2 separate regions of the Homo sapiens genome follow, and region 1 is linked to region 2. Evidence: read pairs that join two places in POLR2A ChIA-PET (ENCODE). Cell type or tissue: MCF 10A. All regions are shown on one strand. Each heading gives the region's core, and the rest is flanking DNA. Links, peaks and the distances in the headings are about the cores only. Region 1 has its middle 58 kb from the start of PTPN1. Region 2 has its middle 13 kb from the start of LINC01271.

The links. ChIA-PET counts read pairs that join two places held together with the same protein. Peaks named below come from ENCODE experiments on the same cell type or tissue, not always from the same donor. Only the 100,000 strongest peaks of a DNase experiment are listed, where the experiment ranks them.
Region 1: POLR2A ChIA-PET joins it to region 2 with 10 read pairs; 5 of 35 experiments call an interaction of 5 or more read pairs at or near these places.

The regions. Positions count from the first base shown.
Region 1 is chr20:50,446,542-50,458,394 of GRCh38, forward strand. No RefSeq gene overlaps it. Among named protein-coding and RNA genes, the nearest start is that of PTPN1, 58 kb to the right of the region's middle. RefSeq lists enhancers at 1,983-2,948, 11,172-11,700. In MCF 10A, for the core only: no CTCF peak of the experiment used is centred there; a DNase peak (open chromatin) is centred at 5,030.
Region 2 is chr20:50,328,717-50,340,569 of GRCh38, forward strand. No RefSeq gene overlaps it. Among named protein-coding and RNA genes, the nearest start is that of LINC01271, 13 kb to the left of the region's middle. RefSeq lists an enhancer at 10,398-10,597. In MCF 10A, for the core only: no CTCF peak of the experiment used is centred there; DNase peaks (open chromatin) are centred at 3,275, 5,325, 6,025 and 6,605.

The DNA.
Region 1 (11,853 bases), core at 1,245-9,244, 120 kb after region 2:
CACTTCTCAAAACATAGCCCTGTCATTAAGGGACGCGTGACTTCACAGGCAATCACAGCACAACTTCAGCGGGTGCCGTTCATTGGGCCATTTGTAGAATGGAGCCATTGGAGTTGTGAGGGCACACCCCATGTGGCAGCCCTGTTGGTAACAAAACTAACACCAAGAGTTTCTATGAAGTGAAATTTGTGAGTAAATATTAAAGAAGTAGGGTCGGAGTGGAAGTTGTGGGAGGGGAATAAAATCTCACTCTTTCCGTTTTATGCTATTCCTTATCAGGACCACAATAAAGCCAATCTTCTGCCAATATTTACTTTTGATTTTTTTCTCCAGAGTGGAAGAAAAATGCCCAGGCCTGGCAGGAATAGGAGAGTAGGATTGAAAGTTGAAACAAGAGCAGGAAGCTCACCCGGAAATAAAATCATTTCCAGAACCTCACAATGAAAATGACACTTATTTCACAGAAACACTCAAAGGCTGACTCCACTTACGAGACTCCTCTCTTGTAACCCCAGTCAGCTTTCCCAGATATCTTGGGATTCCATGAAACCCACTGCAAGCATTTTGACCCAGGTTGGAGGCCTCAAACAGCAGTCTCCCACCTAAGAACATGGAAGATGTGGATTTTTGGTCAGCAGTGGTTTCAAAATCAAGACATTTCATGTAAATGCAGGAGTTTCTGGCTTCCCTTGAAACTCTTGGCTCTCTGGCCGCCCTGAGCCCACATTCCCACGTGGAAACTTCAGGCTGCCGTCAAACGGTAGTTGCTCCTTCCAGATGGGGCAAGGGCTCCCCGTTTGCCACAGTCCCCACCACTCCCTGTCGCCCTCCATCAGGACCACTTCACTCAATTCTTTTTTTCATTTGTACTTCATTCACTCAACCAAGATTTATTGAGCACTTACTATGTGCCAGAAAGCTGCAAACAAAACTGACACAAATTCCTCCTTCATGCAACTTATATTCTGGCTGGTGAGGCAATGAAGAAAAAGAAGGAAAAGCATAAATTCCAGAGGGTGGTAAGTTCTGCTGACAGTGAAAATAGTGCTGCAAAGGTGGAGAAGGCATGCTGGGTGTGGTCAAGGAAGGCCTTAGGAGGAAGGTACATTTGAGCAAAGATCTGAAGCTGGTAAGGACAGCAAGCCTTCAGGATATCTGTGGAAAGAACAGTCCAGCCAGCAAGAACAGCAAGTGCAAAGGTCCTGGGGCAGGACTGCTCCTTGTGTGTCTGTGAAGCAGCAAGAAGGCCAGTGCAGCTGGAGAAGAGTGAGTGAGGGGAAGGGGGTGGAAATGAGGTCAGAGAGGGGATGAGGTATCAATCTTGCAGGGCCTCATAGGATCTTTGGCTTTTACTCTAAGTGAGGTGGGAGCCGTGGAGGATTCTGAGCAGAGGCAATGTGGTTGTATGGGTGATAGACTCCCTCTAGCTACATGTGGAGACTGGACTGTGTGTGCGAAGCGGGTGGGGTGGGATGGAGGAGAAAGGTGGAAGCTAAGAGGCCAGCAAGGACCCACTGCAGTGGTCCGGGTGCAGGGTGGCAGTGGCAGGACAGGGCGGTGGCTATGGAGGTGGTGACAAGAGGTTGGAGTCTGGACATACTGTGTTTCCCGGCTCTTTTTTTTTTTTTTTTTTTTTGAGACAGAGTTTCGATCTTGTTGCCCAGGCTGGAGTGCAATGGCACGATCTCGGCTCACCAAAACCTCCCTCTCCCAGGTTCAAGTGATTCTCCTGCCTCAGCCTCCTGAGTAGCTGGGATTACAGGCATGCGCCACCATGCCTGGCTAATTTTTGTAGTTTTAGTAGAGATGGAGTTTCTCCATGTTGGTCAGGCTGGTCTCGAACCCCTGACCTCAAGTGATCCTCCCGCCTTGACCTCCCAAAGTGCTGGGATTACAGGCATGAGCCACCGTGCCTGGCCTTCTTCTTCTTTTTTTTCTTTTTTGAGACGGAGTCTTACTGTGATGCCCAGGCTGGAGTGCAATGGTGCAATCTTGGCTCACTGCAAACTCCCCTTCCCAAGTTCAAGCGATTTTTCTGCCTCAGCCTCCCAAGAAGCTGGGACTACAGGTGTGCACCACCATACCTGGCTAATTTTTGTATTTTTAATAGAGGCGGGGTTTCACCATATTGGCCAGGCTGATCTCAAACTCCTGACCTCAGGTGATCCTCTGGCCTTGGCCTCCCAAAGTGCTGGGATTACAGGCCTGAGCCAACATGCCTGGCCTGTTTCCCAACTCCTTTTGGCACTTAGGAGAAACTCCCCTCACTCACTCTCCTCCAGCCACATTGTGCTTGCATGATCCAACCTCAGGGCCTTTGCACTTGCTGTTCCCTCTGCCCTGCACACGCCGCCCCCAGATATTCCCAAGGCTTCCTCCCTCCCTTCTCAGGGCTAAAGCTGCTGAAACAGCCCACATTCCTGACATTCTCCTCCCTTGCTCTGCTGGGTTGGTCACTACAGTGAACTTCCTGGCCTCAATATACAGGAGACGTTTTTTCTTGTTGTTGAGTTGTCTATCTCCTGCCGTAGGGCATCAGCTTGAGGAGGGAACCAGTGATGTCTCTTTTTTTTTTTTAAACAGAGTCTCACTCTGTTGCCCAGGCTGGAGTGAAGTGGCACAATCTTGGCTCACTGCAACCTCCACCTCCTGGGTTCAAGTGCTTTAGCCTCCTGAGTAACTGGGATTACAGGTGTAAGCCACCACACCTGGCAATTTTTTTTTTTTTTAGTAGACATGGGGTTTCACCATGTTGGCCCGGCTGGTCTCGAACTCCTGGCCTCAAGCGATCTGCCCACCTAACCCTCCCAAAGTGCTGAGATTACAGGCATGAGCCACCGCGCCTGGCCAGCAATGATTTCTCTCGTTCACTGCTGTATCCCCGAGTCTAACTATGCCTGGAGCAGAGTAGTCCATCAGTGGGACTTGTAGAAAGAATGAGAGAAGGCGTCAGAGATTGATTTTGTTTCTGCCACTCATTAGTGTATGACCTGTGCAAATGGCTCCTCCCTCCATCCCCAGTATCCTCTTCTATAAAATGGGTCTCTCTACATAACCTCTGTAGGGCTGTTGTGAGAATCTGGGAAGCCTACGGCAAAAAGCCTTTAGCACCATTCAGGGATCTTCGAAGCTGTCCGTGTTAGGTGTTGCTATGAACCTTAGGAGGGAATGAGAGGATAGCTGGAAGAGAGTCACCCCCGCAGAGGCCAAGAAGGAAGAGAGAAACACGTTTGTCCTAAGATGGGACAAGGCTGTTTTTTCCAGTATTTTCAGTAAGAAAACGAAAGAGCATCCAAGAATCTCAGGGCACAGTCCAGGCTGCAAGCTTCTTGGCTGTCTGGCCTCTGCCCATCTTTCCTGCTCTCTGCTCCAGCCTATAGCTCCCTTCCCCGCAGCCCTGTGAGCCCCTCAGTGGCCCCAGGATCCTCTGCTCCTCTGCTCCTCTGGGAATCCAGTCCCCTCCGGCTGAATGCCTCACCTTCCCCTGGGGTCTACCACTCAGCCCTCTGCAGCCAGCCCAGCTCCTGTGTGGAATTCCCTGGTGGCTGGTATGAGGGGGTGCCCAGCATCCCCTCCTCATCCTGTGACAGTGGATAAGGGCCAGCTGTTAGCATCATTGTTGTTATTACTATTACACAAACGCTTCCAATGGATCCACACCACCTAAGCAGCGCCAGGAAGCCAGGGAAATGCCAGAAGCAATAACAGTCAGCAACTATGTAGTACCTACTGTGTACTGTGCTGTATTGCACATAGGCACCGTTCCAAGCCCTTCGTGCTATTAACTCATTTGATTGTCACAGTGTATGAGGCAGGTACTATGTTAACTCCATTTTACAGATAATGAAACAGATCTAGAGTGGTTAAGTAACTAACCACTGAGAAAGCTAGATTCAAATTTGTGGGTTGGCTCTAAAACCTGTTGTTTTAATTAACTCTACACACTGCTGCCTTATGGCATTTTATTGTTTGAAATAATAACATTTCCTGAGCACTCACTATGTGCCAGCTACTAGGCTCAGAATTACCTTTCTTCACCCTGAAAGACCCTATGAGTTCATTTGATTATTAAATAGTCCCATTTTACAGAAGAAGAAACTGAGGCATAGAAAGATAGTGCCTCACACAGTGTGGCAAATTGTGTTTTCTGTTTTTTTTTTTTTTTTTTTCTTGCTCTGTTGCCCAGGCTGGAGTCCAGTGGCAAGATCATAGCTCACTGCAGCCTCCTGGGCTCAAGCCATCTTCCTGCCTCGGCCTCCCAAAATGCTGGAATTACAGGGAGTGCACCCAGCTGCGCATCGTGTTGTCTTAAGATGCTTACAGCATCATCTCTCATCCTCATGATCTGTTTCTGCTTCTTTTTTTTTGTAAAAAAAAACCCCCCCAGCTTTATTGAGATATAATTCACATACCATAAAACTCACCCTTTTAAAGTACACAATCCAGTGGGTTTTGGTGTATTCACAGAGTTGTGCAATCATCACCACTACCTAATTTTAGAACACTTGCATTGCCCCCGAAAGGAACCTCACACCCATTAGCAGTCACTCCCCCTTCCCACCATGTTGTGAGGAAACCCAAACCAGCCCAAGTGAAGAGACCACACGAAGAAGTCACACACAGGTGTCTTTCTGATGGCCCAGCTGCGGTAGCAGCTGCCAGACACGCAAGTGAAGACTCTCCGACCGAGGCCAGCACCCCAGCCACCAAGTCGCCCTCAGCCTTCAGGCTGTCCCAGCCGAGGCCCCAGACACTGTGGAGCAGAGACAAGCTGTCCTGCTGTGCCCTGTCTGCATTCCTGACCACAGGATCTGAGAGATATCATTCCAGGCGAGTAGAATGGCTGCTTTACACCGCTGTGTTCTGGGGTGGGTTTGTTATGCAGGAGGAGTAACCGAGCCACAGCTGGTAAGGGGCAATGCTCGGGTTTGAACCCGAGTCCTTCTGGCTTTGAGGCTGCCCCTTAAACCACATATAGGCTGGATGATCCCCTGGATGTGGAGGAGTCGGCACTCCCTTTCTTGTGCAATCGACTCAGTGCATCGGGGTGACGTGCCCTTTCTCTAGCTGACCTTCTGGAAGCACATAAACGGAGACAGAAATGCTTTCTTTTTGTTTTGCCAGTTTATTGCTGCTGCTGCTGCTGCAGTTCTTATTTAGTATATATGAATTCTTGTTCTTATTTTTTGCTAGTTAGAGTAAGGCTGGGCGTGGTGACCCTCAGCTGTAATCCCAGCACCTTGGGAGGCCAAGGTGGGCAGATCATTTGAATCCCAGAGTTTGAAACCAGCCTGAGCATCGTGGTGAAACCCCATCTCTACAAAACAAATACAAAAATTAGCCGGGCACGGTGGCATGTGCCTGTAGTCCTAGCTACTTGGGAGGCTGAGGTGAGAGGATGGCTTGAGTCTGGGAGGCGGAGGTTGCAGTGAGCCAAGATTGCGGCATTACACTCCAGTCTGGCCGACAGAGTGAGAGCCTATCTCTCAAAGAAAGAAAGAGAAAGAAAGAAAGAAAGAAAGAAAAAGAAAGAAGGAAGGAAGGAAGGAAGGAAGGAAGGAAGGAAGGAAGGAAAGGAAGGAAGGAAGGAAGGAAGGAAGGAAGGAAGGAAGGAAGGAAGAAAGGTTAGAATAAATAGATAAGAAACACAAAAAATCCACCTGCCATCCCCACTACGCAGGAAAAACCTCCACATAACACTTGAATCTTGTAGAATTGTATCTACCAGGCATTTAACTCACGCAATTTCACTGGGCATCAGTGGGCCAAAAAGGGTGATGGGGAGAGTGACAATCTTTATTTTTTCGTTTCTTTTCTTTTTCTTTTTTTTTTTTTTTGAGAGAGTCTTGCTCTGTTGGCCAGGCTGCAGTGCAGTGGTGCAATCTTGGTTTACTGAAACCTCTGCCTCCCGAGTTTGAGTGATTCTCCTGCCTCAGCCTCCAGAGTAGCTGGGATTACAAGTGAGCACCATCACGCCTGGCTAATTTTTGTATTTTTAGTAGAGATGGGGTTTCACCATGTTGGCCAGGCAGATCTCAAACTCCTGGCCTCAAGTTACCTGCCCGCCTCAGCCTCCCAAAGTGCTGGGATTTACAGGCGTGAGCCACCAAGCCCGGCTGAGAATGACAATTTTCATATGGCAAGTGAGTGTAGCTGGCAGGTCCTATTTTTTGTTCAACATGGCCCCAAACACAAGATGACCCCTCTCCATCCAGGGGCTATTTGGATTTGCTAAGTGTTTATAATGCACCACGGTTGAGAGGAAATTTAACATATTTTTCAGGATCATTTTTGATTCTGCATAAAAAGAGACCTTTTTTATCCCTTCCAAAAATGGGATTGAGCTATGCAGATGGTTTTGTACCTGACTTTTTCACGTAACAACGTACTTTGAACTGCTTTTGGGCAAGTGGCTTTCTCCTGGCCTTCATGGGAAGGAAGCGCTCTGGGAGTCCACCTGCGCTCTTGCTGAGTGGCAGTCAAAGTCGACTGGAACTCTACAAGCTGTGCAGTCAGGATGCTGAGCAAAAGAAGCCAGATGGGAAGAGCACACACTGTGTGCTTCCCTTTATAGAAAGTTCAAAACCAGCAAAAGTCATCTATGGGGTTAGAATTCAGGACAGCCATTAACCTTGGGGGTGGTGGTGGGGAGGATTTACCAGGAGAGACATCAAGGGGGCTTCTGGAATGTCCTGTGTACATCTGGGTGCTCATTCCACGAATGTGTCCACTTGGCGAGAATTCACTGAGCTCTTTATGTATAATGTGTGTACTTTTCCTTGCAATTAAAACACACATACAAACACACGCAGATGCATGCGTGCGCGCGCGCGCGCGCACACACACACACACACACACACACACACACACACACACACACACAGTGTTCTTAGAGCGCAGGCTGTCCTGTCTGGAAATACATGTTTAATGCTTTTGCCACATATGGGCAGAGGTGAGTGTTGAGAGGACTGGGTATGAAGTTGGGAACCCAAGTCTGAATCCTGGTTCAGCCATCATTAAATGTGTGACCTTGGGCAAGTTACTTAACCTCTCTGAGCCTCAGTTTCCTCATCTGGACTCTGTACCAAGCCCACAAGATCACAGAAGCAGCCACTGCTCGCCTCTCCATCTGGCTCTTCCGTTCTTCTCTGGCTGTCTCTCTAAGCCCACACCACACTGGCCACCATTCTTGTTCCTATCACAGCAAAGCTCAATGTGGCCTCAGGGCTTTTGCCCTAGCTATTCCTGCTGCCTGGAATTACCCTTTCCCTGATTTTCTTGTGGTTGGTTCCTTTTCCTCCTTCATGTCTCAGTTCAAAGGTTACCTTCTCAGAGAGGAGAGCCCCTCACTGACCACTATCCACACCAGCCATCATCAGTTCCATTCCCTGGCCTCAGTTTCTTCCCAGTGCCTCTTAGGTTCTGAAATGGTCATATTTGTTTCTTGCATTGTTGTTGCTCTTTACTTGTTATCTGCTTGGCACTCCCTCTAGACCCATGGACTCTAGGACATGAGGAATCATGATTGTCTTGTTCATTGCTACACCTCCATCACATAAAACAATGTGTATTTGTTCAATTAACCAATCAATCTATACAGCGATCTGATTCTACTTTATGGAATTCTCGGGAAGTTTCGAAAGTACGTTTTAAACAGCCAGGTTTATAAGAATGAGGAAACTTTGAAAGCTCTGTTTGAATGTGGTTAACTCTACTGAGAAGAATCTAGATAGGCCCAAGATGCTTCGTGAGCTGCGTCTTCCATAATTTCATCTACACTGAAAGTCACTATACCGCTTGCAACCACCCGCCCCCCACCTCCACCTTTTGCTATTTGCACCTTTTGTTATTGGCCATTTGGCTGGAACAAAGTCACTAATATTCTTAGTAGTTTATTTCTATATATAGAGATTTTCTTTTTTTTTTTTTTTGAGACGGAGTCTTACTCTGTTACCTAGGCTGGAGTGCAGTGGCATGATCTCGGCTCACTGCAATCTCTGTCTCCCAGGTTCAAGAGATTCTCCTACCTCAGCTTCCTTAGTAGCTGGGATTATAGGCATACACCACCGAGCCCTGCTAATGTTTGTATTTTTAGTAGAGATGGGGTTTCACCATGTTGGTTAGGCTGGTCTCAAACTCCTGACCTCAGGTAATCTGCCCACCTTGGCCTCCCAAAGTGTTGGGATTACAGGTGTGAGCCCCCACGCCTGGCCAACATGGTTTTAAGATGGTCAAAAGGTACAGAGTGTACAAAGAGAAGTCTGTCTCCCTCTGACTACTGCTCTAGAGCCGATTAGTGTTTCCAGGTACCTAGTAAGCGCTTCCAGAACTGTTCTGTGCAGAAACAGGCATGTGGGCTATATCTTCATCTTTCCCGTTTACACAGAAAGGATCTAGTTCAATACACTGCTTTATATCTTTGCTTTTTCTTTTTTCTTCTTTATAATTGATCTTGGAGCTGTTTCCATACCACACATTGTATGTGTATGTTTTAGTTGCACAGAAAGGTGTACGCATCAAGAGCTCAGAGAGTAACTGGTCTCTCTCTCTCCTTCTCTCTCTCTCTCTTCTTTTAAGACGAAGATTTGCTCTTGTCACCCAGGGTGGAGTGCAGTGGCCTGATCTCGGCTCATTGCAACCTCTGCCTCCCAGGTTCAAGTGATTCTCCTACCTCAGCCTCTTGAGTAGCTGGCATTACAGGCGTGCACCACCACGCCCAGCTAATTTTTGTACTTTTAGTAGAGGCAGGGTTTCACCATGTTGGCCAGGCTGGTCTCAAACTCCTGACCTCAGGTGATCTGTCCACCTCTGCCTCCCAAAATGCTGGGATTACAGGTGTGAGCCACCGTGTCTGGCCATTTTTTTTTTTTTTTTTGAGACAGGGTTTTGCTCTGTTACCCAGGCTGGAGTGCAGTGGCATGATCTTAGATCACTGCAGCCTCTAAGTCCCGGGTTCAAGAAATCCTCCCACTTCAGCCTCCCTACTAGCTGCGACTACAGTCATTCTTTTTAAAAACCATAGAATACTGACGGACACCTCAGGCAGCTCTGGTCTTTTGCTTCTGCAGGCAGTGCTGCAGTGATGGTCCTTGGATGCACCTTTGGGCCCAGGAAAATCACTGATTCCTTTTGAATCTGGTAAAGCAACCCGAGAGTTTACCCCTCCCCAACCTCATCTTCACCCCTCGGCCCATCCCGCCCTTGCTGGTGTTTGTGTTTTGGCCTTTTAAAGACTTTTTCAAAATTGACTTTGGCTTCTTGGCCTGAACTCTGAAGTGTTTGAGCTGATAAGATAGCAGGCTTGGCTGTGGGGGCCAGGGGTAAACAGTGACCCCGGGGCCCTCAGCCCCAGTAAGGGAGGGGCCACAGCCCCAAGTCTCTCCTGTCTCCAGCTGTGGGAGCAGGCGGTGTGGCTGGAGGAGGAAGCTGAATTGCGTTGGGCTCCAGATGGGTTTGGGAACCGGAAGGAAGTGGGAAGCTGGCCCCACACAGACCCACTTCTCTGGGCCTTTGAGAACAGTGCCAAGAGGCGCAACATGGGCTCAGTATTTGCCGGGGCCTCTCCTAAACCAAACAGGACGCCACGGGCAAGTTGGAGCAAAGTCCTGGCAAACCTGAAGACACATCCCGTGGAGCCCCAAGGAGCCGAGGGTCACAGGAGGGGCCCTGCCTCCAAGGCCGTGGCAGACAGAACTGGCACCATCTCCACACAGCGTCACCGAGTGATGTCCAGTCGTCTCAGGCCGGGGATTGTAACTGCCCCGCTCTGATCTAGGCCACAGAAGTGAACAAATCAGTTTGGATTCCCACCCTCTAGAACTTTCTTCAGTTGAGGAGGGAAGAGAGAGGATAAATAGGCAAAAACTGGCCAGGGTGCAGGGGACTACAATGGAGAATGGCCAGGCTGTGGGGGCAGAGCAGGGGCACTGCTCACCCTGGAGGGGGAAGGCCTCCCCAGTCATGCCTCGTCCCAGCTTAAAATGCTTTGGGGCCTGCCATGGTTTCTCAGGGCTCCTGGGACCATGGCCTCTGCGTGATCTTCCCTGCCCACCTCTACCAGCAGGGTCAGTGGTGCCAGCTTGGCAACACTTGGTGCCCATGTCTACCTGGGGTCCCTGCATGGCTGCTCCCTCTGCTGGCAGCGCCCTCACCTCCCACCTCCCACTCAGCTCTCAGCTCTCAGCTGAGATGTCACCTTCTCGTCCAGGAAGCCTTCCTTGATGTCCCTGGATGGTCTTGGGGCTATCACATGCTCCTGTACATTCCTCATCCCTGCTTCAGTCACTCTGGGGTTACTTGTTTGCGGGTGGCCCAAGGTAGCCCAGCATGGCCAGAACCCAGCCCTGTGGATGACCCTGCTGGATTCAAATGCTAGCTCCGCCTCTTAGCTGTGCAACCTTGGGCCTCAGTTTTGCCATCTGGAAAAAGGGCATAGTGATGGCATCTACCTCACAGGGTGGTTGTGAGGAAGAAGCAGTTTAATACAAGTACTTAGAAAGACATCTGGCACCAACTTTGCACTCAGTAAATGTTGGCTGTGCCATTACACTTGTTCTCTCTCCCACAGAACACAGCAGGTGCTCACTTCACATTTGCATGCTAAATCAGTGCAGCCCTTCAAATATGCTCATGAAAATGAGCAATGGGGGGGAAGGCTTAGTTAATTCAGATGCTCCTCGACTTGGGATGGGGCTGCAGCCTGATAAACCCACTGCAAGTTGAAAATATCATTAAGTCAAAAGTGCATTTAGTGCACCCAACCTACGGAACATCATCATAGCTTCGCCTCGCCTCCCTTAAAGGTGCTCGAAACGTTTACACTCACCTACGTTGGGCAAAATCATCTAACACAAAGCCTATTTTATAATAAAGTGTTGAGTATTTCATGTAAAATTATTGTACTCTGTATTGCTAAACTGATAAAAGATTAAAGTTCAAAATTCCAAGTATGATTTCTATCAAATGCCTATCTCTTTCGTACCATAATAAACACGAAAAGTCCTAAAATGAACCATTGTTAGTCGAGGATCATCTGCAACGGAAAAATTTTTTTAAAACACAACAGTAAAGAGTGATTTACAACTATGTAACACACACACACACACACACACACACACACACACACACACACACACAGTCCAATACCCTGGCTTGGGGAAAAGAAAGAAACAGACCGTTTAGTGTGGTTTTGTTAGAAGGATGGGACAAAAAAATAATTTTTCTTCTTTCTTGTTTGATGTGTTTTTTTCTACTCTTCTTTAATAAGCATGGTTTCAATTTAAATGGGAAAAAAAATAACAAAGAATCTAGAGAAGGAACCCGCAAGCCCTTTCTGTTCCATAGAGTTTTCCCACAAACTGGGGCAGGGGGTGGGGTAGGTGGGGTGTGGCGGGGTGGACAGAGAAAGAGCTGCCCTTTAGAAGTTAAGCAAGAGCAGGAAAACCATCGTGTGCCGGGCGGGGGTAGGGTGTCAGCTTGACCAGGGGAAGTTGTGGCAACTAATAACAAAGCAACTCCTCTCCCAACTCTGGGCATGGCAAGACATGCCCCCACTCCCCAGACCCCAAGATGGAGCTAGCAACCCTGCCTAATGCCACGGCCCTGTGTTTCCCTGCAGCGTAACACGTGTCGCACGGCAGCGTCTGTAAAGAAAGGGCCTTGTCCGGGCGCGGTGGCTCACGCCTGTAATCCCAGCACTTTGGGAGGCCGAGACAGACGGATCATGAGGTCAGGAGAATGAGACCATCCTGGCTAACACGGTGAAACCCCGTCTCTACTAAAAATACAAAAAAATTAGCCGGGCATGATGGCGGGCGCCTGTAGTCCCAGCTACTCAGGAGGCTGAGGGAGAAT
Region 2 (11,853 bases), core at 2,142-10,141:
CCTGTACAGGAAGGAGGCCTCTGAGCTGCTCAAAGGGCTCTATCTGCACTCCCCCACAGAAATCCCCTTATGATCAGAGCCAAACATTGGAGACCCAGCCCCCAGGCTTGTGCCAGCCTTGCCCTGCCAGCCAAGGCCAGTATCCCCACTGAGGGGCATCTGAGGGCTCTGTACACTTTGCCTCTGAGTTGAGGATCAATAGAAGCTACCACTGCTGTTTTACCTAATTATATAACAGTGGCCAGGGAGGAAGGTGTCAGGGATAGACGCTTTACCGGCACCATCCCATCAAATCCTGCTAAGAACTCCATGAAGGGGTATTATTATTCCCATTTTGCAGTTGGGAACACTGAGACTCAGAGAGATCAAATGCCTTGACTTCAGAATCTGTATTTTTTTTTTTTTTTGAGACAGGGTCTGGCTCTGTTGCCCAGGCTGGAGTGCAGTGACATGATCTCAGCTCACTGCAATCTCTACCTCCTGGGCTCAAGCCATCCTCCCACCTCAGCCTCCTGAGTAGCTGGGATTACAGATACATACCACCTAACCAGGCTAATTTTTGCTTTTTTTTTTTTTTTTTTTTTTTGTGGAGAGGGTGTTTCTCCATGTTGCCCAGGCTGGTCTCAAACTCCTGAGCTCAAGAGATCTGCCTGCCTCAGCCTCCCAAAGTGCTAGGATTATAGGCATGAGCTACTGCGCCTGCCCAGAGCCTGCATTCTTTACCTTTACAGTCTAGACCCTGCTCCTATAGATCCCCAGGAAAGAGCAAGACCATCTTTTTTAAATGCCAGAGCCTCAGATAGGAAAGGATGATCTCACCCAGGACTTCATTATACAGATAAGAAGACCAAGGTCCAAAGAAGGAGAGGAACCATCCTCTGACTATACAGAGCTGGGTCTCCTGCTCCCAGAGCCCCTCCAGCTTTACCCCCTGCTCCCCTCCCCTTCCTTCCATTCATGATGACCTCACTGGTCTCTAGGCTGTCGCTCCAACATGCTGAGCTCAATCCTGCCTCAGGGCCCTTGTACTTATTCCCCTGCCAGATCTAGCCTATCATTTCTTGTCTTCATTGACCACTCCATCTATAGTGGCTCTGCGTGTTGCTTTCCTACCTAGGTTTATTTTTATTCCTAGCATTTATCACCTTCTGTCATTATATTACGTATTTATATAGTTTCTTTTTGTCCACTACCTGCCTAGAATATTAGAACCATGAGAGCAGAGACTTTGTTCACAGCTGTATCCCCAGTGCCCAACCCAGGGCCTGGCCTCCATGATGCTCAATATGTGCTTGTGGGATGGATAGATGGGTGGATGAATGGATGGATGAATAAATGGGTGGAGAAATGGATGTATGATATGAGGGAGGAAGGGTGGGATAGATGGATGAATGGATGGGTAGATTAATGAGTGGATGGATAGATGGATGGATGAATGAATGGATGGATGGATGGATGGATGGATGGATGGATAGATGGTTGGATGGATGTTTGGATGGAGGGGTGGGTGGATAGATGAGTGGATGGATGGATGGATGGATGGATGGATGGATGGATGGATGGACAGCTGAATGGACGGATAGATGGTTGGATGGATATTTGGATGGACGGGTGGGTGGATAGATGGGTGGGTGGATGGATGGAGGGAATGAGGAGTGGATAGATGGATGAATGGATGGGTAGATGGGTGGGTGGATGAATGGATCAAGGGAGTGAGAGAGGGAAGGGATGGATGGATAGATGGATAGAAGGGTATACTAATGGGTGGATGAAAGGGTTGACGGATGGAAGGAATGATGGGCGGATGGGTGGGTGAGTGGATGGGTAGATGGGTGGGTGGATAGATGGTGGGCGGATGGACATTTCTCCCAGCGTCGCTTCCCATCCCTGTGCTGTGGGTCTCTCACGTGGCTGCCCTGACTTGCCTCCCCTGGCCCCAAGCCCGAGCAGGGAGCTCTGGGGGCTTCCACATGATTGGGCAGGATTTCTATTTCTCACCCTCCTCTGAGGCTGGGCAGACAAAAGCCTTTGTTCTTCCTCCCTGCCTGGCCCTGCTCCAGCCAGGGTGGGAAGTTGCTGGCAAGTCAGCAACTTAACTTTGCTGCAACTGAACTGAACTTTGAGGCGTAACCTGTCAAGCGAGCCCCGGAGGCTTCTGCGGTCCACAGGGGAGGGGCATGATGGAGGCATGGTGGGGAGCACCATGGCCAGGCACAGAGATGATCCCTATCTGGGTGGACCCCCAAGTCTCCCAGAGTAGATTCATTTTTTGAAGCAAGGAGGGGAAGCTAATAGATGAAGCTGGCTCTGGGCTCTCTGTGGACAGCTGGGGACGGTGTTTCTTTTTGTCCTCCAGAGTTGTTCTGCAGGGTGAGGGGTAAGAAAGGGGGCCGCTACTAAGTGCTCACGGTGGTCCTGTGAGGGGGTGTCACGGTCACCATTGCACAGAGGGGAAAACTGAGGCTCAAAGAGACTAAGTAACACGCCCCCAGGATCACCCGGCTAGAGTATGGAAGGCAAGGTATGGACCTGGACAGTGTGGCTCAGATAAAAATTTCTCATGTCCCATGTCACCCCGTCACACTTGGCATAAGAGCCACAGTTCTTCCCTAACACTGCCTTGCTGGATGAACTCAGGTAAGCCTCTTTCCCTCTCCGGGTCTTAGTTTCTCTCCTCTGTAAAATGAGAGGCTTGGCTGGGCCCTAATTTAGATATTGCAGGATTCTCTGGGTTACTGGGATCACTGGGTTCAACTTCCATAATAATATGAAGTCTCAAAGAAATTCTCAAATTCTCTCACAGTCCTGTGGCCACACCCGGGACCCACAGGCCCATTAGACAGAGCAGCAAACTAAGACCCTGACTGGCACCATCATTTCCTCCAGAGCCCTAGAGTGTGATGGGATCGCTGTGTCTCCGCCTGAACCCTGTCTGGAGTTCCAGGTGTCCGCTTTCCCCCAAGGCTGGGCACTGCACGGGAGAGAGAGTCAGAGAAAGCAGAATCTTGGGCAGGCGCTGCTGACCCATTGGGTGGGAGGTCTAAGAATCAAGGCTGCAGGATGGGGGATGAGGTGGGGGGGCCCTTTTCTCTGGAGTGGGACCCTCCCTTGGAAGCCAAACTGAATGGTCAACCATTACTCTGCTGGGCTGTCACTAACCACTCAAAACCAGTGGCCACTTGCCAATCTTCTGTCTTTGTCCAGGGCAGAATTGAATCTTGTTCAAATAAACTCAAAGGCCAGGTAGTTCACTGAAGCAATGACTGGAGAATTTGGCACTCTCCAGCCTGCCAGCCCTACCCAAACATCCTCAAGGTATCTGCATAACCAGCTCATTGCCCTGCCTACTCCAACCAGAGAATGTGGGAAGAAGCCCAGGACCTCTGTGCGGTGGTGGAGGCCCGCTTGGCTGCTCCTGACCTGTGTCTCTGGCCTCTTCAGCCTTTCCTCCAAATTCCACTCTGTGCACAAGCTGCTGGTCACCTCCCTGCACATGCTGTGTGGCTTCTGGCCTCGGGACCTCTGCACATGCAGTCTCCTCCACTGAGTTCTCCCAGAAACAGGCCCTCAGACACGAATTTGAGTGCAAGGAGTATATTTTGGGTGGTGATCTCAGGAAGCACCCATAGCAGGTTGGGTAATCAAAATAGGGAAGAAAGAAAATAAAATAAATGTTATTAAACCAATCACCGCTGTGGGCAACTAGACCTCAGACCCACCAGGGAACTCTGGGAGACAGCGAAGAGCATGCGCTTCAGTCATTCCAACCCAGTTGCAAGGGAAGAGATCATGTATCTTCCGACTTCCCCCAGTCGTGAGCTGCGGGCTAATTCCAGGGGCTAGTTCCAACTCTCTGGAACTTCTAGCTGAGCGTGCACCCATGGCCAAATGAAAGCACTTAAGCAGACATCTGCAGTGAGCGAGAGTGGGCATCTGTCTAGGGGACGCGGGCCGGGCAGCAACAGCATCTGCTACAAATGTTTCCTGGTTCCTGACCTTTTGCAACCTGACTCCTACCTACTCTTCAAAGCCCATCTCAGATGTCACCCCCTCGGGGAAGCCTTCCCTGACCCTCCTAAATCAGTCAATCACTTCATGAGTTTCTAATATCTGCATGAATCACAGTGGATTGTAATTGCCTGTCCCACAGGGGAGTGAACAACTTAAGGTCAAAGGTTTTACATCTTGGGCGTTAAGAACATGCATGTCACGCAGTCTTGAGTTCTGCTCTCCTGGCCCCTCTGAACAAACTGTGGTCTCCTATCTGTCCCCAGGGCCTGGTTGTTATTGGGCCCTCAGTGAACGTCCAGATAAAGGGATTGGAATGGCAATTTCAGCTCATTGACTTTTCCTCTTTCCCCTGAACTTTCCTGGTATTTCCATGATGGATGTTGTGGTTCAGCTAATGGGTCCCGATTCTAAATCCTCTTCAGAATCACTAGGATAGCATTTAAAAAACTTTGGGGGCTGGAGCCCCATCCCCCTGAGATTCAGATTCCGTTACTGGGATCACTGGCTTCACCTTTCATAATAATATGAAGTCTCAAAGAAATTCCCAAATTCTCAACCGGACAAGGGCATGCAGGGAGTGAGTTTGTCATGAAGTCCTACGGGGAGAGGGCCAGAGGGCAGGCAGCCTGGAGTCCATGCTGGGAGACAAATGTGGAGGAAGCAGAAATTAGAAATTAAAAGAAATGAACTGGACATATGGGCAGCCACATGGTTAGAGCTTAAAAACAAACATAGAAAAAAGGGAACATGGTGGAGCAATGTTTTATTACAATACGATGTAAATGGCTGAGAACCACAATGAGACTGTGCCGTCCTTAGGAAGGGGCTGTCAGACTCAGCTGCCCACTAGATTTGCCTGGTAACCCTTAAAGATTCCTATGCCCATGCCTACCCCCAAAGCCACTGCAGTGGAATCTCTGGGGCGAGATCCAGTATTTTTAAAATGCGAAGTCTGGGCTGAGAACTGCAGAACACGGGAGAACAGCTATCTCAATTCTTTGTCCTCAGAGGGGAATTCATCCTGTAATAATGTTACAAGGGTAAATGGAAAACCAACTATATGCCAGGCACTGTGCTCAGAGCTTTGCACACATTACCTACCCTTGTGGGGAGAGTTCTTTTATAATCCCTACTTCATAGATGGGGAAACTGAGGCACAGAGTGGTGAAGTCGGTGACCAAGGACTCACAGCTATTCAGTAGCAGAGCAGGCTTGTCCTCAGTACCCGGGGCTGCAAGTCTGGCAAAGGAGTCCTTGGCACCTCCCTCCTGTGTGCTCCAAAATTGCTCTCTCTGACGCCCTTTGACTCACTTGGTTCAGCAACCGCAAGGAGTTGTTGTTTCCCATAAATTCCTCATGGTCTTTTTTTTTTTTTTTTTTTAAACCTCAGCGCACAGGCAAACCCCACATCATGAAGGCTGATCGGCTTTTGAAGGCGAGACCTTCATTCTAAAGGTCACAGCTGTATGAGCCGTGTTTATTAGAGCTTATTTTAAATTGCTCCCTCAACCCTGTGAAAGGCGGGAAGTCTTAAAATTACTTCTCCCCAAAACTGGCGCCACCCAACCCTGGAAGTTCTCTGACTTGTTTCATAAGGAATTATTAATTATGATTTGTTTTTATAATTGTCCACTTGGAGTCTTGGATGACACACGCTCAGACTTGCCCATCCTTTTTTAAAAGAAGGAATCAAAAGTTCATGGAAATCAGTTATATTTAATGAGTGGAATTACTTGGGCTCAGTCCTGGATTAACTGTGTGACCTTGGGCAAACCCCTTCCCTCTCTGAGCCTCTGTTTTTCTAGCTGTAGGAGGAAGAGTGTGGATTAATATCTCTCATAGGATTTAGAATATGTATTTCCTGCCAGTCGCCATGGCTCACGCCTGTTATCCCAGCACTTTGGGAGGCCGAGGTGGGAGGATCATTTGAGGCCAGGAGTTTGAGAGAAGCCTGGCCAACATGGGGAAACCCTGTCTCTACTAAAAATGCAAAACTTAGCCAGGCGTGTTGGCGCATGCCTGTAATCCTAGCTACTTGGGAGGCTGAGGCACAGGAATCATTTGAACCTGGGAGGCAAAAGTTTCAGTGAACCGAGATCATGTCACTACACTCCAGCCTGGGCAACAGAGCAAGACCTTGTCTCAAAAAACAAACAAACAAACAAAATATGTATATGTGTGTGTGTGTGTGTATATATATATATATACACACACACACACACACACACACACATATGTATATTTCCCAGACCATAAATATGCCAGGGGTATATGAAGAGGTTTTAAGTTGTACATGGATGGACATTTTATAAGTTGTATTTTTTATTTCAATTCTTAAAATTTCATAGTATTACAACATTTCATTTGTAAATGCAGACATTTCTTATTGTTAGGATGGTCAATGAGGAGGAGGAGCTCTGCTTCATGCAGTCAGTCACTCAGGAATCTGACAGATGGGGGCTCAGTCATCTGCAACAGGTAGCTTCCAAGGTCTCCCTGAGGATCAACATCCAGCCAGCTGCCAGAAGAGGTGATAGAGGAGAAACCCATGCTCAACCAGCTCAGCCGAGAATGACGTACACATCAGTTCCCCTCACATTTCACTGGATAGAATTTATCACATGGTTCCACCTAGATGCAAAGGCAGTTGGGAAATGTAGTCTCCTGGGTGGGTGACTGCTTACCTACAACACTTAGGAGGAGGAGTATGAGTCTTTGGTGGATCCTTGGTCATCTCTGTCTCAGTATTCTCTTTTTATTTTTATTTTATTTTACTTTATTTATTTATTTTTTGAGACAGAATCTTGCTCTGACTCCCAGGCTGGCATGCAGATAGTACCATCTCAGCTCACTGCAACCTCAGCCTCCTGGTTTAAGCACTTCCCCCTGCCTCAGGCTCCTCAGTAGCTGGGATTACAGAGGTGCACCACCAGTTAATTTTTGTGTTTTTAGTAGAGACGAAGTTTCGCCATGTTGGCCAGGCTAGTCTCAAACTCCTGACCTCAAGTGATCCACCCACCCTGGCCTTCCAAAGTGCTGGGATTACAGACGTGAGCCACCACACCTGGCCAGTAAGTTGGCAGCAGTGGGATTCAAACCCATGCCTCTGAAGAGACTGGAGTCTTAATACAGTGCCTTAGACCGCTCGGCCACCCTACCTCCGTGGAAAATATTATTCTCTCTTTAAATAAATAAGTTGAAGGACAGAGATTTGCCACCTCACTTCTCAATGAATTAAAATACAATATACAATTTTCTATAGGTGGGAGGGCTCATTTGATGCAATGCTAAGGTTTACTGTTCAGCTGTGGTAATCAAGACAGTCTGGTTGGCAGAGGGACAGATGCATGCAACAGTGGAACAGAGTAGAGAACCCAAGAATAGACACGCACAAATGTGCCCAAAAGATTTTTGACAAAGATGCAAAAGCAGTTCAATGGAAGATAAAAAGCCTTTTCAACAGATCGTGCTGGGGCAATTTGACATCCACACGCAAGAAACAAAGCACATTGACCTAAACCTCACACGTTATACAAAACTTCACTCAAAATGGATCATAGACTTAAAGATAAAACATAAAGCTATAAAACATTTAGAAAAAAGCAGGAGAAAATCAGTCTTCAGAATCTAAGGCTAGGCAAAGAATTACTAGATGTGAAAACCAAAAGCACAATTCATAAAAGGAAAAAAATTGATAAATCGGACCTCATCAAAGTTGAAAACTTTTAACCCATGAGAGGCCCAATTAAGAGGAGGAAAAGACAAGCTACAGATTAGGAGAATATATTTGCAAACTGCATATCTGACAAAGAACTAGTACCTAGAATTCTTAAAACTTGACGGAATTCTCGAGAACTCTCAAAAGTCAGCAGTTAAAAAAATCCAAATAGAAAATGAGCAAAAGACACAAACAAATATTTCACTGAAAAGAACATGCAGATGGAAATAAACACATGAAAAAATGTTCAACATCATTAGCCATTAGGGAAATGCAAATTAAGGCCACAATCGGATATTGCTACACACCTATCAGAATGACCAAAATAAAAAACGATGGGAACTTTCGCATTCAATCACTGGTGAGGAATGGAGACACTAGAACACTCATACATTCCTGATGGGAATGTAAAACGGTACCGTATTCTGGAAAACAGTTTTTTAAAAACTGCCTTATGACTTGGCAGTTGCAATCCTGGACATAAAAATGAAAACTTATGTTTGTGCAAAAACTTATGCTCAAATCTTCATAGCAGCTCTCTTCATAATAGGCAAAAACTGGTAAACCACCCGGAAGCCTGTCTATGGTTTTTTTTAACTAAAAAAAGCTGTGTTATATCCATACTATGGACTGCTACTTGCAATACAAAGGAATAAAATATTGATAACACACAATTTGAATAAATCTTCAGAGAATTATGCTGAGTGAAAAAAACCAGTCCTCAAAGGTTACATAAACTATATGATTCCATTTATGTAACATTCTTGAAACCACACAATTATAGAAATGGAGAACAGATTAGTGGTTGCCATGGCTCGGGGGCAGGGTTGGGGGTGGGAGATGGGTTTGGTTATACAAGGGCAATGAGGGATCCTCGTGGTGATAGAAATGTCTGTATCTTGACTATATCACTGTCAATATCTTTATTGTGACTGTTAACATTGGGGGAAACTGGAAAGGGTATATGGACTCTCTCTGTTTATTTCTTACAACTGCATGTAAATCTATAATAATCTCAAAAGAATACATTTTAAAAAGAATATATTATACAATTTTCTATACCCAGACACTACTAAATATAATTATATCTTTGGTAACACAGACACACTGTTCTCAGATAACGGAAGTAGTGCGGTGATTATGTGTGTGACTTGACAATGGGATGGGCTGGGTTCAAATCTCAGCTACCAGTCCCTTCACCTCCTTGGGCCTCAGTTTCCACACCTGCAGGTGCTGAGCAATGAGAGGAACTGTCTCGTGGGGTTGCTGGGGGGACACGATGACGTGATTCATGAGACATGCAGAGCACAATGCTCACTTGCAGTGGCTGCCCAGTAAATGAAATTGCCACTTTTCCGGGCTGTAGAAAAGGCTACAGGTAGAGGCAGGCAGAGGATTGGACCCGAGAGCATCCTCTGAGAGCTCTAGATTGGGATCATGTCTCACCAGCCAGGGGGTTTGTTTTGACTTCTTTCTTGCAGGGAAGTGTCTGCTGAGTGGTCCATTCCACTCCCCTGAGTTTGGCCTGGTCGCTTCTTGTCTGCCCTCTGGACCCCGGTGGGTGCAAACTTTCATGGGTGTCTCTCCACCTGGAGCCTGTGGTTGGGACTGCTCAGGTGGGGACACAGCCTGGGGGGTGATCCTCTGTAAGGCAAAATGGAGCAGGAGTGGAACCCATGCCTACTGCATACCTATTGTGTGCCTTGTGACTTACGTGCTGCAGCTCACGGAATTCTCCCAACAACTTTGAGCAGTAGGTGCTATAATCACTCCTGCGTGATCCAGAGAAAACCGAGACTTGGTGAGGGGAATGGACTTGTCCAAGGTTGTGCAACTAGTAGGTGGCAGAGCTGAGATCTGAGCCCTGGTCTGTCTGATTTAAATCCAGAATCATTTTCACTGTTGATAATAACCTCACCACTTATTAAGTATCTACTAGAGTAATCAATATGCTAGCTCTTTCCATTGAGGTATGATCACCTTTCCATTTTAGAGAAGAGGAAATAGGGGTTAGGCAAGGTGCATTGCCAAGATGGACAACAGCTCTCAAAAAACAGCCAACCTTGCAGCCAACGGGCAGCTTTCTTGTGTGCCCCCAACCCCACCTGTAGCTCCAGCCCAGCTCAGCCAAGATCACTCAAGCTTTGGGACTTTTAAATGCTGAGTCAGCAAACAGCCCCTACCTTGAGATACTCTGCCTAGGCAGACTGTGGTTGTTTGCACTTCAGCTTCAGGCCTCCAGGGTCAGCTGAGATAGCAAGACCTTCCCCTGGGGGCTGGATGGGGTCATTGGGAGCCACTGAGAGACCCTTTCCCCACTTGGCCTGGCAGACAGAGTGGCAGTTGGAAGAGGCTCGAGGTGGCTGTGGTGGTAACAACTTCCTTTTGAGTAATAACATTTACTGAAAAGCAATTCTGCTTTTAGCACCAGAAGTTCACCATCCTTGCAAGCAGGCGCCTAAGAATACCTTCATTCAACCACAGTTCAGAGATTCACAGACTTCCTTTTGCACTCCCTCCAGGAGAGTTTCACATTTGGTGTTGAGGGAAAACCAAATACCACAATTATTGGAGGGGGTGGGAGGGGTGTTGAGAGGGAGGTGATGCGAAGGAGGCCAGGTGGCATCAACCACAGCCCCCAAGGCCTCACAGGCAGCCTCTGGGCAGCGGCTCAGCCTCTCGCCCTCAGTTACTGGAAAGACAGCGGACGAGCTCATAATGAAACCGACAGGCTGACAATTTATCTTCCTTTTACAAGAAAAAGAAAGTGATTGTCCTTCAAACAAGCATGACTTTGGAAGCCAGGGACTTACCCTGGCCACTCTGCAAATTAGAGACAGAGCCAGGCTGCTCCAGAGGCCCCGAGCCCCTGCCTGTCACCCCCAATTAGCGCTGGAGTTCTTTAGGCTCGTTTTTTCTATTGCCCAAAATCCAGTCTACTGGGGCATAATGGGGACTTATGGAAAGAAAAAAATCCAATCTGCACTTGGGAGGGGATAGCCTTAAATGTTAGGCACTCACCGCAGGCAGCTGGGGGTGGCTGAGGGCAAGGGAGAAGGCATGGGTGGGGAAGGAGGGGATGTGCCAGGCAGAGCCAGGAGGCTCCAAAAAGCAGCTCTAAAAAGCTCTCCCCCTCCCAGCAATCCAGCCTCCTGACTCACGCCAGACACAGAGGCAGCTGATGGGATGGGAAGAGGCTGGCTTTGGGAGCCACAGGGATGTGGGGGCAAACTCCAGCTCTGCCACTTGCTGGCTGTGTGACCTTGGGTGGGTAACTTCACCTCTCTGAGACTCAGTTTCCTCACCTTTAAGATGAGGATGAGTATAGGAGGTCAGGACATGACCTTCCTGTGCTCAAAACCCTCCCACGGCTCCCACCTCACTTGGCAGAAAGTCAAAGATCTCTGTGGCCTACCAGGCCCTACAAGATCTTTCCCATGCTTCCCTTATAACCTCATCTCTCTCTCTCTGTCTCTTTTTTTTTTTTTTTTTTTAAGACAGGGTCTCACTTTGTCACCCAGGCTGGAGTGCAGTGGTGCCAACACATCTCACTACAGCCTCAACCTCCTGGGCTCAAGTCATCCTCTCACCTCAGCCTCCCAGATAGGTAGGACTACAGACACATGCCTCCACGGCCAGCTAATTTTTGTATTTTTTGTAGTAGAGATGGGGTTTTGCCATGTTGCCCAGGCTGGTCTCGAACTCCTGAGCTCAAGTGATCTGCCCACCTTGGCCTTCCAAAGTGCTTGGGATTACAGGTGTGAGTCACCGCGCCTGGCCCATCTCCTCTTACTCACTCTCTCTGGTTCCCTCTACCCCTGCCACACTGGGCTCCTCTTTGTTCCTCCAACATGCTAAGCACACGCCTACCTCGGGGCTTTTGCACACACTGTTTCCGCTGCCTTCAGCATCCTTCCTCCAGATAGCCACAGGGCTTCTTCCCTCTCCTGATCTGGGTGTCTGCTTAAATGACCCCGGGGGTCCTGCTCTGACCCCCGGCCCTTCCAAATTGCTCCCCTGGCCTTACCTCTTCACCCTGCGTGAATGTTTTCCCATAACACTGACCACTACTTGACACAATAATTTAGGGGGTTCATAACTCCCCATTGGCCAGACTGTAAGCT